Regions from separate parts of the Homo sapiens genome. Here region 1 is linked to region 2. The links are chromatin contacts, found by Hi-C in ENCODE. All regions are on one chromosome and are shown on one strand. The core of a region is the stretch at or near the end of the contact, and the rest is flanking DNA. Distances in the headings are between cores, read along the strand shown.

Region 1 (5,513 bases), core at 2,482-4,981, 660 kb before region 2:
GTGGGACTTTCTGCTTAACTGTCTCCTGCCTCATGGTGTGTAAGTAAGTTTCAGCATGTAATTCTGGGTGACTAATCATTTTCCATAGACACCGGAAGGCATTGCTCCTTTGGCTTCCAGTTATAGACAAGGTTGCTCTAAAGAAAACTTATGCTAGCTTGATCCTCCTTTCTTTGTGGGTGACTTTTAAGAATTACAGGATTAGTCCATATTTACTGATAAAAAGACTTTTTTCAGCTGATTTGGGGCTCTTATGTATAGGTGTAGGATCTGTCATCCAGTAGGCTCTACTTACAGAGGGCTCGCACACTGGTGCAAGGCACATCTCATAAACTGGTGAAGCTGGGGCAGACTGCATCAAGTAGAATGCGGGATGAGAAGGGGGCAGGCCTGCTGAGCTCCGGCTGATCTGAAATTTCCAGAGAACTTGGAAATCTGGATTTTCATGTGAAATACCCAAAGTTATAAATGTAGAAAGCTGAGTCAATGTTCTTAAAGAGTTATAGACTACATGAAATGAGAGCTAGGCTGTATTTGGCCAAAGGATCATCAGTATGCTTTAAGCTGTGAAGGTGAGGAGAGAAGCCAGCTAGGGGACCCCCGAGTGCAAAAATGTGGAGGCTCTTGCTTTCAGCATCACAAACACACTACCTGCCCTTGTTCTCCCCCTACCCCAAAATTGATTCTATGTATTGAGAGAACTGTAGAAATATATTTGACCTGGGAGCCATATATAGGGGTAGAGAAGGGGCCAGCTATCTCATGGACATAACTTTTGTGCTTGCCCTCCTGTCATCCGCAGTACCTACTTCTCTTCCCTCCACATCTGAACACCCCTCCATGTACTGTCTGGGATTGTACAGCCTCTGCCCTGCATCTTCGGTTTCCACTTGTCTGCATGCTTTCTAGATTCACGTAATTAGTTGAATTCTCCTGTCAATGAATCACTTCCTTTTCTTTTCAATGTGGCAGTTTATTCCTGTATAATTGCTTTGCAACATTTTAGTTGGATCTGGAAATGCAGAGGAGATAGGTTATGCACGCAATTTGTCCGTCATTGTGAACCAATAGTCTTCTCCTTAGCCCAGTGACAGTACCTCCTTGTTTTCCTGAATATTCTTTTGCATTCTTTTGGAGTTCCTCTTTCCCCAGCCACTGCTTAAGTCTCTTGTTTCCTTCCAGGACTCTGTGTTCATTCCACTGTTCTTCCCAAGTCTCTTCCTGGGTAAACTCACCTGCTAACATCACTTCTCTGTTAATGACTCCAAAAATAATCCATATGTCCAGCCCAGAGCGCTCTCTGGCTACCTCCAGTGCTGTCAAGCTTTGGGTTCTTAATAGTCAACTGCCTGCTAGATATAATTGTCTGAATTTCTGAATGCTTAATACATAATTTTCAACTTGTTCAAAGTTCAATTCCTCATCTTCCTTCTTTAAAATGTTCTTTTTCCTTTTTCTATCTGATCGTTGGTAATATCATTCCCCAAGTCAGTCAAGCTAGAAACAAATGAGTAATCTTTGGTTCTTCCCTTTTCCTTACATCCCCAAATCTAATCAGTCATCTAGACCTTTCCATTTTACACCCCAAATATTTCTTAAATCTACTTCCAATTCTCCTGTGTGCTTCTCTCCCAGCTAAAAGGCCAAAAAAGGCCATTTACCCTGCATTGGGAGGAACCAGGTCCTGGTACTGCATCTTAGCCAGGCCGACCTTAACCTGACCAAATTGTAGAATCATGTTTCTAAACCTCTATTAGCAAAACTCTGCCCTATGTTTGTAACCTCAGTTCACGATGGATATAATTGTTTTATACAAATGGTGCAAAAAAGAGAAATAGATCTAAAAATGCCAAACTTCCAATCATTCTGTGTCATTTAATAGCCTGTCACTTATGGAAAGTTTGCCTCTACTGATATTAGCATGATATTTACCGGGAGAAAATTTGTTGCAGACACTGAAAGGGCTCCTCTAAACTCTAACATTGGTGCCGATGGATTGTTAAAACTATGTGCAACCAAGGATAACTTCTCTTTATTTTCTTTATATAAGTTATCTCATTTTTTTCTCTCAACAGTCTCATAATAGAGAAACGGAGGCTTAGCAAGCTTAAGGTCACATAATTAGTAAGTGCAGGGCTGAGACTCAAGACCATCTCTGCTTGTCTCCTAATCCTGTGCTGCTTTGGCTCTTCAACAGTTTAAAAGTTGGGATTCTTTAAGGATAAGGATCTTGACCACTTGATTTAAAGTAATCCTGTTCTATGACAGGCCAGAAACTATAGACTGTTGTGAGCTTCCAGGCTCTGCTTTGCCTCTGAATGTTCAGGTGGAGACTTGAACACTCGGCTTTTAGAATGACGATAACAGCAAAGATTTCTTGAGTGCTTACTATGTGCCAGGCTTTAAGTATTTTATATACATCCTCACAACAATCCTATGAGGCATGTTCTATTATTGTCTTCATTTTATAGATGAGAAAGCCAAGGCACAGAACGGTGACCAAGATCACACAGCTAGAGTCTGGATTTGAACCCATGAATCTGCAGTTTGTGCTCTCAGTCAGATGCTCCCCCTGCTCTTAATCCATTTCCTGTTTTCCTTCTTTCGAGTCCTGCTGCACTTAGCATCTTTCCTTTTCTCCTCAGCCTGTGATATCTGCTCCCAGAGACTCTTCTCCTTGGCTCTCCGTGCCTCTGCCATCATGGGCAGCTGCTCCTCCCAGGGACAGGAGGGATCCATACTCTGCTTCCTGGGTTGCCCCTGCTAGTGGTTCCATGTCTATTTCAGATCCATAGCCGGGTGGATGTCATCAGACACGTGGTGAAGAATGGTCTACTCTGGGATGAGTTGTATATAGGATTCCAAACACGGCTCCAGCGGGATCCTGACATATACCATCACCTGTAAGTCTGGAAGCACCTGGCGCCCCCAGGCCATTGCTGAGGACGCTGTGGATATGCATAAGCAGTCAGTGACTGCCGAAGCCCCCAGATTCTGACTAATGTGTGAGATTCCACCATTAGAGCTTCATTCCTTTGTTAGTTTGTTAAAAAGCAAATCTGGTTAGGAAGGTATAACATTAAAGAGTCATTTATACATTCATGTGAATGTGTTATTGCACCCTTCTGGAAGTGGGTTTTGGTATAAGAAAGAGAAATACATTATAAGAGGGAAAGGGTATGTTTGCCAAGACAAGAATGAGTATTTGTGTGGCAAAGACATGGTCATTGAATTAGTGAATTCCTGCATCACATTTTTGTCTGTGCTCACCTCTGAGCAAGAATTTGGTGGGCTAGTTGGTTTAAGGGAATGGCCCACTGAGTTTCTGTCTGCCTGCACTTCAAAACTGTTTAAGTCTTTAGGATCATATCTAGAATATTTGCACTGAAATTCAGAAAGGGCAATTTGCCATTTTTATATTTGCAAAATAATCACCAAAGGAAAGAGTACTTTTTCTCATTACCACAGATCCTCTGAAAAAAATGCAGAAATTTAATTTTAAAATTCTAATTATTTAAAATGTATAAGCAAAAGTTTGTACTCTGAGCTTGCAAGCAGAGGCATTTATTAAAATTTCTTTTTTACTTATTTCCTTTTGAATGTTTTTAAATGATATGAAAAAGCTTAAGAATGTGGAGCTATGTAAAATAAAAAGGAAGTAACCCCACCAAGCACCTCTCAGGAAACCCTGTTTCCTGCCCTTCCCTCCACCCACTCTTATGGTAAGCTTTGATAATAGCTCAGTGTGTATCCTCCCAGGCCTGTTTCTGGACATAGCAACATTTCTCTACATATATTTGTTTTCAATAAGATGTCCCACATAGTTGGTAGTGAGGGAGTGTTATTGTTGCCGTTGTTTTTATTTTTTTTTAATTTTGGCAAAGCACACACCACCTTTGGGATGTTGCTATTGTTTTTAAATGAAATCCTAGTACAGATATTCTGCAACTTGCATTTTTTACTCATCAATATATTTTAGATAGCCTTCCACATTGGGACATCCAGGTCAACCTCAAATCTTTTAACAGCTGTAAGACATTCCAAGTTTTTTTCATTTTCAACGGATCATATACGTAACTCTTGTTCTAGAAAGAAAGGAATCTGGCAACTTTTGAGGGGATCTTGGGGATTTTTTTTTTCTTAAGAAAATAATTCCATCTTAGAAATCGCTAAACTCTATCTTGTTCTATTGTGTTTTGGTAACAAGGGTCACAAATATAAGATGTCATCATAAATATTGGGAAGCAGTCACAGTCCACTTTATCTTGTTGCTCTGAAAATGGGATTTGTGAATTTACTAAACATTCTTCTGGTTATAAAAATAATACATATCCACTGTCAAAAATTTGAAAAAATATTTTTAAATGAAAAAACTACAAATAATCCCACTACCCAGAAATAATAATTGATATTTTGGTGTCTAGCTAATCTTTCTTTTTTTGCTTCCAAGCACATATACCATACATACTTTTCTACCTGTGTGTTTATCAACGCGATTTTCCACAGTATTGTATTTTCCTACATCATTTTTAATGCCTGCTTACCTGATACCACATACCTATATTAGCACTTTATTTAACCTCTTTGACCTGTAAGTCATTTCTAACTTTTCACTATTTGAAACAATGGCAAATAATCATGTGGATGTGTCTTGCACACATTCATAGTGACTTCTGTAAGTTAAATTCCTAGGAGCGGGGCTGCTGGATTCTATGAATACAGCGTCTAGGCTTTTAGTGCCCTCTGCCAAATCGTTCTTCGGGAAGCCAGTTCACCTTTCCAAAAATAATGTATGAGAGAATACATTTACCTGTACCTTCACTAATACTAGATTCTGTTGCTTTTGTGTACAAGATATAGATCTAGATTTTCACATATAAGGATTCCTTAAAGCAAGGAACATCATAGTACAATAAAAATAAGACAAAATCTCGTTCAAGGAGCTGTCTGTATTCAACACCCTGAAAGTTCTGAGCTACATCAACAGCTGGAACAGTACAGAAACACTATCTCTCAGGGAGGACAGAGTACCAGGTACCAAATAGATCCTGGCAAAGGAACAGGCATGGAAGTTTCCAGAGCACATTCCCATGCTTTATCTCTCTTACAGGTTTTGGAATCATTTTCAAATAAAACTCCCCCTCACACCACCCAACTGGAAGTCATTCCTGATGTGCTGTGAGCAGAATGGGCCTGTGATTTTGCAAGTAAGGAATATCCTGTGGGTTTGGGAGCTGTCCTACCGTGCATCCCGTGACACTCTCTTTGACACCTAAATTAAGCAGACGCGTTGCCTGACAGAAACCCGACTTTTGCGGGACTGAGAACAGCTAACATTACAAGACCATTCAAGTGTTTTAAAAAGTAAATAGGCTAGGCGTGGTGGCTCACGCCTGTAATCCCAGCACTTCAGGAGGCCGAGGCTGGTGGATCACCTGAGGTCAGAAGTTTGAGACCTGCCTGGCCAACATGGTGAAACCACGTCTCTACTAAAAATACAAAAATTAGCCAGG
Region 2 (5,109 bases), core at 404-2,903:
GTGTATGATGACCAAGAGCCAAACGAGGTCAGACAGCAACTGCAGCAGAAGTCTCTGCTGGTGGAGTCAGGGAAGGGCCTGCAGAGATCATGGGCCCGGAGCTGCATCTGGAAAGATGACTAGACTCTGACAAAACAGAGTGAAGCCGAAGGCCAGGCAAATTTAGTAAATGAGTAATTCCATAAATTGGGAAAGAGAGGGAGAATAAAGTACCATTTGATGCTGTTTTCTTAAGTGTAGATTTTCCCTATTAATTGACACTGGGTATTAAGGGATAAGATAAGCACAGGGCTAAGCATAGTGTCTGACCCATGATACAACCTCCACAAATTTTAGCTATTATTATTATTTCTAGATTTCATCAGTAGTTTTCAAAATTAAATAAGAAACTGTCATATCCTGCTCTGACCAAAATACTGTCAGCCAGTTTGATCACCCGTACCTCATGTGCCAGCTTTGGTTCAGAATAACTTTTGTCAGTTTCCACAAATCAAATCCGACCTCGGAGTATGAAGATTTGCCACCACTGAAAATATTTAAAGACCAGGCATGGTGGCTCACATCTGTAATTTCAGCACTTTGGGAAGCCGAGGCGGGTGGATCACTTGAGGTCGGGAGTTCGAGACCAGCCTGGCCAACATGGTGAGAGCTCGTCTCTACTAAAAATACAAAAATTAGCCAGATGTGGTGGCACATGCCTGTAATCTCCGCTACTCGGGAGGCTGAGACATGAGAATCACTTGAAACTAGGAAGCAGAAGTTGCAGTGAGCTGAGATCACATCACTGCACTCCAGCCTGGGTGACAGGGCAAGACTCTGTTTCAAAAAAGAAGAAAATGTTTTAAAAACTTGCAGCAGGTTTTGAAGGCAATTCTGAAAGATGGGTCCTAAAATGTTTTAAGCAGCAGGGTAGGTGGGAGGTACGCTAAACACATTGACAAAGCCAGCTTCTAGGGGAAGTCCTTACTATTCAAGATATGTTTTCCACATTGTACCAGAACTAAGCATGCACTGCCCTACTTCTCCTTTATGATTTATGTGCCAGAATAGGGATTGGGGTGAGCATCCTTAGCTGCGGTTTTCAGAACTTATAGATGTGAGAAAGCGGTCTGTAAACAAAGGGAAAGTGGCATTTGAGTTCAAGCCAGGGGATCTGGCCAGTGTCTTATTCATCTTTATATTTCTAGAGCATAGCATGATGCCTGGACTACCATAGGAACTCAATAGATGTTATGAATGAGCCATGAATTCTGTCTTGTGTCCCTTACAGAACCAAGTCGTCATTGCTGCTGGAAGGAGTTCTTTGGGAGCCCGACTCTCCGGGGCACTTCACGTCTATAGCCTTGGCTCAGATTGAAGATTTCACTGCATTTCCCCACTCTGCCCACCTCTCTCATGCTGAATCACATCCATGGTGAGCATTTTGATGGACAAAGTGGCACATCCAGTGGAGCGGTGGTAGATCCTGATAGACATGGGGCTCCTGGGAGTAGAGAGACACACTAACAGCCACACCCTCTGGAAATCTGATACAGTAAATATATGACTGCACCAGAAATATGTGAAATAGCAGACATTCTGCTTACTCATGTCTCCTTCCACAGTTTACTTCCTCGCTCCCTTTGCATCTAAACCTTTCTTCTTTCCCAACTTATTGCCTGTAGTCAGACCTGCTGTACAACCTATTTCCTCTTCCTCTTGAATGTCTTTCCAATGGCTGGAAAGGTCCCTCTGTGGTTATCTGTTAGAACAGTCTCTGTACACAATTCCTCCTAAAAACATCCTTTTTTAAAAAAAGAATTGTTCAGCCATAAAGAAAGAACAAGATCATGCCCTTTGCAGGGACATGGATGGAGCTGGAGGCCATTATCCTTCATAAACTATTGCAGGAACAGAAAACCAAACACTCCATATTCTCACTTGTAAGTGGGAGCTAAATGAGAACACGTGGACACATAGAGGGAAACAACACACACTGGGGCCTATGAGAGGGCGGAAGGTGGGAGGAGGGAGAGATCAGGAAAAATAACTAATGGATACTTAGGGTGATGAAATAATCTGTGTAACAAACCCCCATGACACACCTTTATGTATGTAACAAACCAGCACTTCCTGCGCATGTACCCCTGAACTTAAAAGTTAAAAAAAAGTTGAACTTAAAAATAACAGATTGGCCCATGCCAATCAAAGTATAATAGAAAGCATAGTATACAGAAAAAAAAAAAAAAAAGAAACTGAGGGAGGAAAAATAGTACAGAGTAAAGCATGGGGGTGAGGGATAACCTCACATTCCAAATCACTTGTGACTTAGTCCTTTTTAACTTTTATTTTAGGTTCAGTGGTACATGTGAAGGTTTTATCTTTTCTGTTCCTCCCACCTTCCCCACTCAAGTAGACCCCAGTGTGTGTTGTTTTGTGTTCATAAGTTCTTTTAACTTAGCACCCACTTGTGAGAACATGCTATACTTGGTATTTGGTTTTCTGTTCCTGGTCGTGTGTTAGTTTGCTAAGGATGATAGTCCTTTTTTTTTTTTTTTTTTTTTGAGACGGAGTCTTGCTCTGTTGCCCAGGCTGGAGTGCAGTGATGTGATCTCAGCTCACTGCAACCTCCGCCTCCCAGGTTCAAGTGATTCTCCTGTCTCAGCCTCCCAGGCAGCTGGGACTACAGGTGCACAATACTACGCCCGGCTAATTTTTGTATTTTTAGTAGAGACAGGGTTTCACCATGTTGGCCAGGCTGGTCTCGAACTCCTGATCTCAGGTGATCCACCCACCTTGACCTCCCAAAGTGCTGGGATTACATGTGTGAGCCACAGGACCTGGCCGATAATCCTTTCTTAATGAGGATTAATACCTTTTCAATGTTTATATAGTGAAGGACAAATATAAAAACCAAGACTATCACCCTTCTGTGCCCTCCAATACTTTTGTAGAGTTGGCTGTTCTAACACCTAAAGAGCCTAGCGACACTGCTAGTTTTAAGCCATCTCATGAGGGACCTTTGTCGCATTAGGTTACAACTTGTGCCAAAAGAACTAGAGGGAAAAGATGTGGCCTGAGCCACACGCTACTGTAAGGGCCGGAGAGGAAAGCAGGCCTTGGCCTCGCTTGTTCCTGGGCTGTTTTTCGTAGGATGGATTTCATTTGTCAGTCCTGCAGCGTGGCACACTTAAGGGAATGGAATGTATCATAGGGTTTCAGTTTCAGTAAACATTAGCGGGCATTATCTGTAAACAGTAACTAGTTTATTTTGTGTTAAATTGGGAAGAACCTCTTTCTTCTGCCACGGGTGAGATGATACTAAAAGCAGGAGAAAATAACAAATGAGAAGAGCCCTTCTCTTCTCAGCTTCTCTCAAGAGTAGAGACTGGTGAAAAGGGGACAGGAAGAGGAATCCAGCTGAAGAGTGGAAAGTTAACAAGAACATCAAGAGGTACATCCCTAGAGAGCATCTCTGGGTCACTCCCAGGATGACCTCATTTTTCTGGAAGAGGTACATGTGCTAGCTGCATAGTAACCTATGGCACAGCAAAAGCACAAGGAAGCGCCATTTGGTTTTGTTTAGGGACAATTATTGGTAGCCCAACCTATCTGAAGAATTACTTTTAATTAAAAGGATGGTTATTTTTAGGGGACCAGAAATTACTTAGTTGTATTCACTTATGAGTTGAGCAGTTAGAGCACTCTGACATCTGACACTTGAGTAAAGGGATGTTTTTCTCAGTACTGGGTCTTTTCATTAGACGGATGCATTTATATAGTGTCAGTTTTTATGCTTCACTAAATGATAAGGCCTCTGTTTAAACATGACCATTATTTACCTCACGATTTATATTTTTCTCAATGCCTGAATACACCCAATAGCAAGCACCAGGTGGAGGTTAAGACCCACAAAAATGGAAGCAAGCTTCAAGTTTATAGGACATTTAACCATACTAACCCCAATGTCAAAAACAATGTAAATTATACTCCTACTGTAAAAGGTCAACTGATATGGCACGTATGTAAAAAACCTGGCATACAGGAAAAAATTAATGCATGACAGTCTAATATATTATCCTGATACATGGATTAAATTTTCTTTCCACTAAGTATTAACTATAGTTTTAAGCATTGATTCTGCTTAATAACTAAAATGTAAAGACCTTACCTTGTAGGGTTGTAATTTCTCATTAACAGAAATCTGAACTTATACAAGTTTAACTGAAATTTATCTTTATTTCAAGATATCAGAAGACATTTACATATTTGCATTTTCTGTCTTGCTACTATCTGCGTATATGTAACAGCTTTTCTCAAGGCTTCAAGATAGGAATTGTTTTATGCCTTTGTATCACAGACCTAAGAGACCAAAATTATTTGAAGATGGAGTGGGGACAAAACTAGGGTCTCTGCAGTCCCTACTCCATGTACCATCCATTAGCTCACCTCTGTAGGTATTACTAAAGTCATGAGAGTTAAATCCAACGTGCAACTTTAATATTGCAATTCCAAAAAATAAAGCTGTATACAACTCTTGGAATAACTCACCAAAATAAATAGCTTTTTAATATAAAATTGGTTAGTGCTGCTTAACAGTCTGTGTTCATGAAGAATAAGGTGTTAATAATTGTGCTCACATTTGTTTAGGAGCCTTCCAAAGACAGTATCACACCTTGACGTGTTCGACACTTGATGTGTTTGACAGGCGATATGATTGCTTACTCACTCACATAACCCAGTGTTTGGTACCTACTTTCAAACAGTAATTAATGTGCTCAGTCCATTTTAGTTCAAAATTTAAAACCAAGGAACTTCATATATTTTTGGCATAAGCTGATTTATTATTTATGAGAACTTTAGTATAAGAAGCATCCTGCAATCACAAAAGTGGAACTAGTTGATATTTTGAAATCATACTTGATTTAACCACCTTCAGAAATTCTATAAAACACTAGCAACTTCCTTTTATCAGACTTATGAGGTAGTTACATTATTTTTCCTTTTATTGACATGATTCATCAAAAAATTATTTTATCCAAGCTCATAAACTAAGTCAATAAAACTGCAAGGAAAAATGACAAAAATTCTATCTTATGCCTGATCTTAGTCAAATCAAATGTTGCCCTC

What was found. Hi-C counts contacts between places; a loop is a spot of excess contacts on that map. Pooled maps may share reads with other maps.
Region 1: a map of naive thymus-derived CD4-positive, alpha-beta T cell shows a loop between it and region 2 (3-fold over the local background). The contact joins two enhancer-like sites. A Hi-C loop is called at or near these places in 5 of 168 maps with a recorded cell type or tissue (HepG2, K562, PC-9 and 1 more) and 13 of 50 pooled maps.

Annotation. Positions count from the first base shown.
Region 1 is chr6:25,084,174-25,089,686 of GRCh38, reverse strand. It overlaps the pseudogene CMAHP. Among named protein-coding and RNA genes, the nearest start is that of RIPOR2, 150 kb to the right of the region's middle. Within about 2 kb of position 3,731, at least 4 of the 41 ENCODE cell types and tissues checked have a DNase peak (open chromatin) inside an H3K27ac peak, as active enhancers do.
Region 2 is chr6:24,425,280-24,430,388 of GRCh38, reverse strand. It overlaps GPLD1 (glycosylphosphatidylinositol specific phospholipase D1), which reads left to right. Exons shown (of 25, transcript NM_001503.4): 25 at 1,271-4,557. The coding sequence ends at 1,357. It overlaps MRS2 (magnesium transporter MRS2), which reads right to left. Exons shown (of 11, transcript NM_020662.4): 11 at 4,199-5,109. Among named protein-coding and RNA genes, the nearest start is that of MRS2, 25 kb to the right of the region's middle. Within about 2 kb of position 1,653, at least 2 of the 41 ENCODE cell types and tissues checked have a DNase peak (open chromatin) inside an H3K27ac peak, as active enhancers do.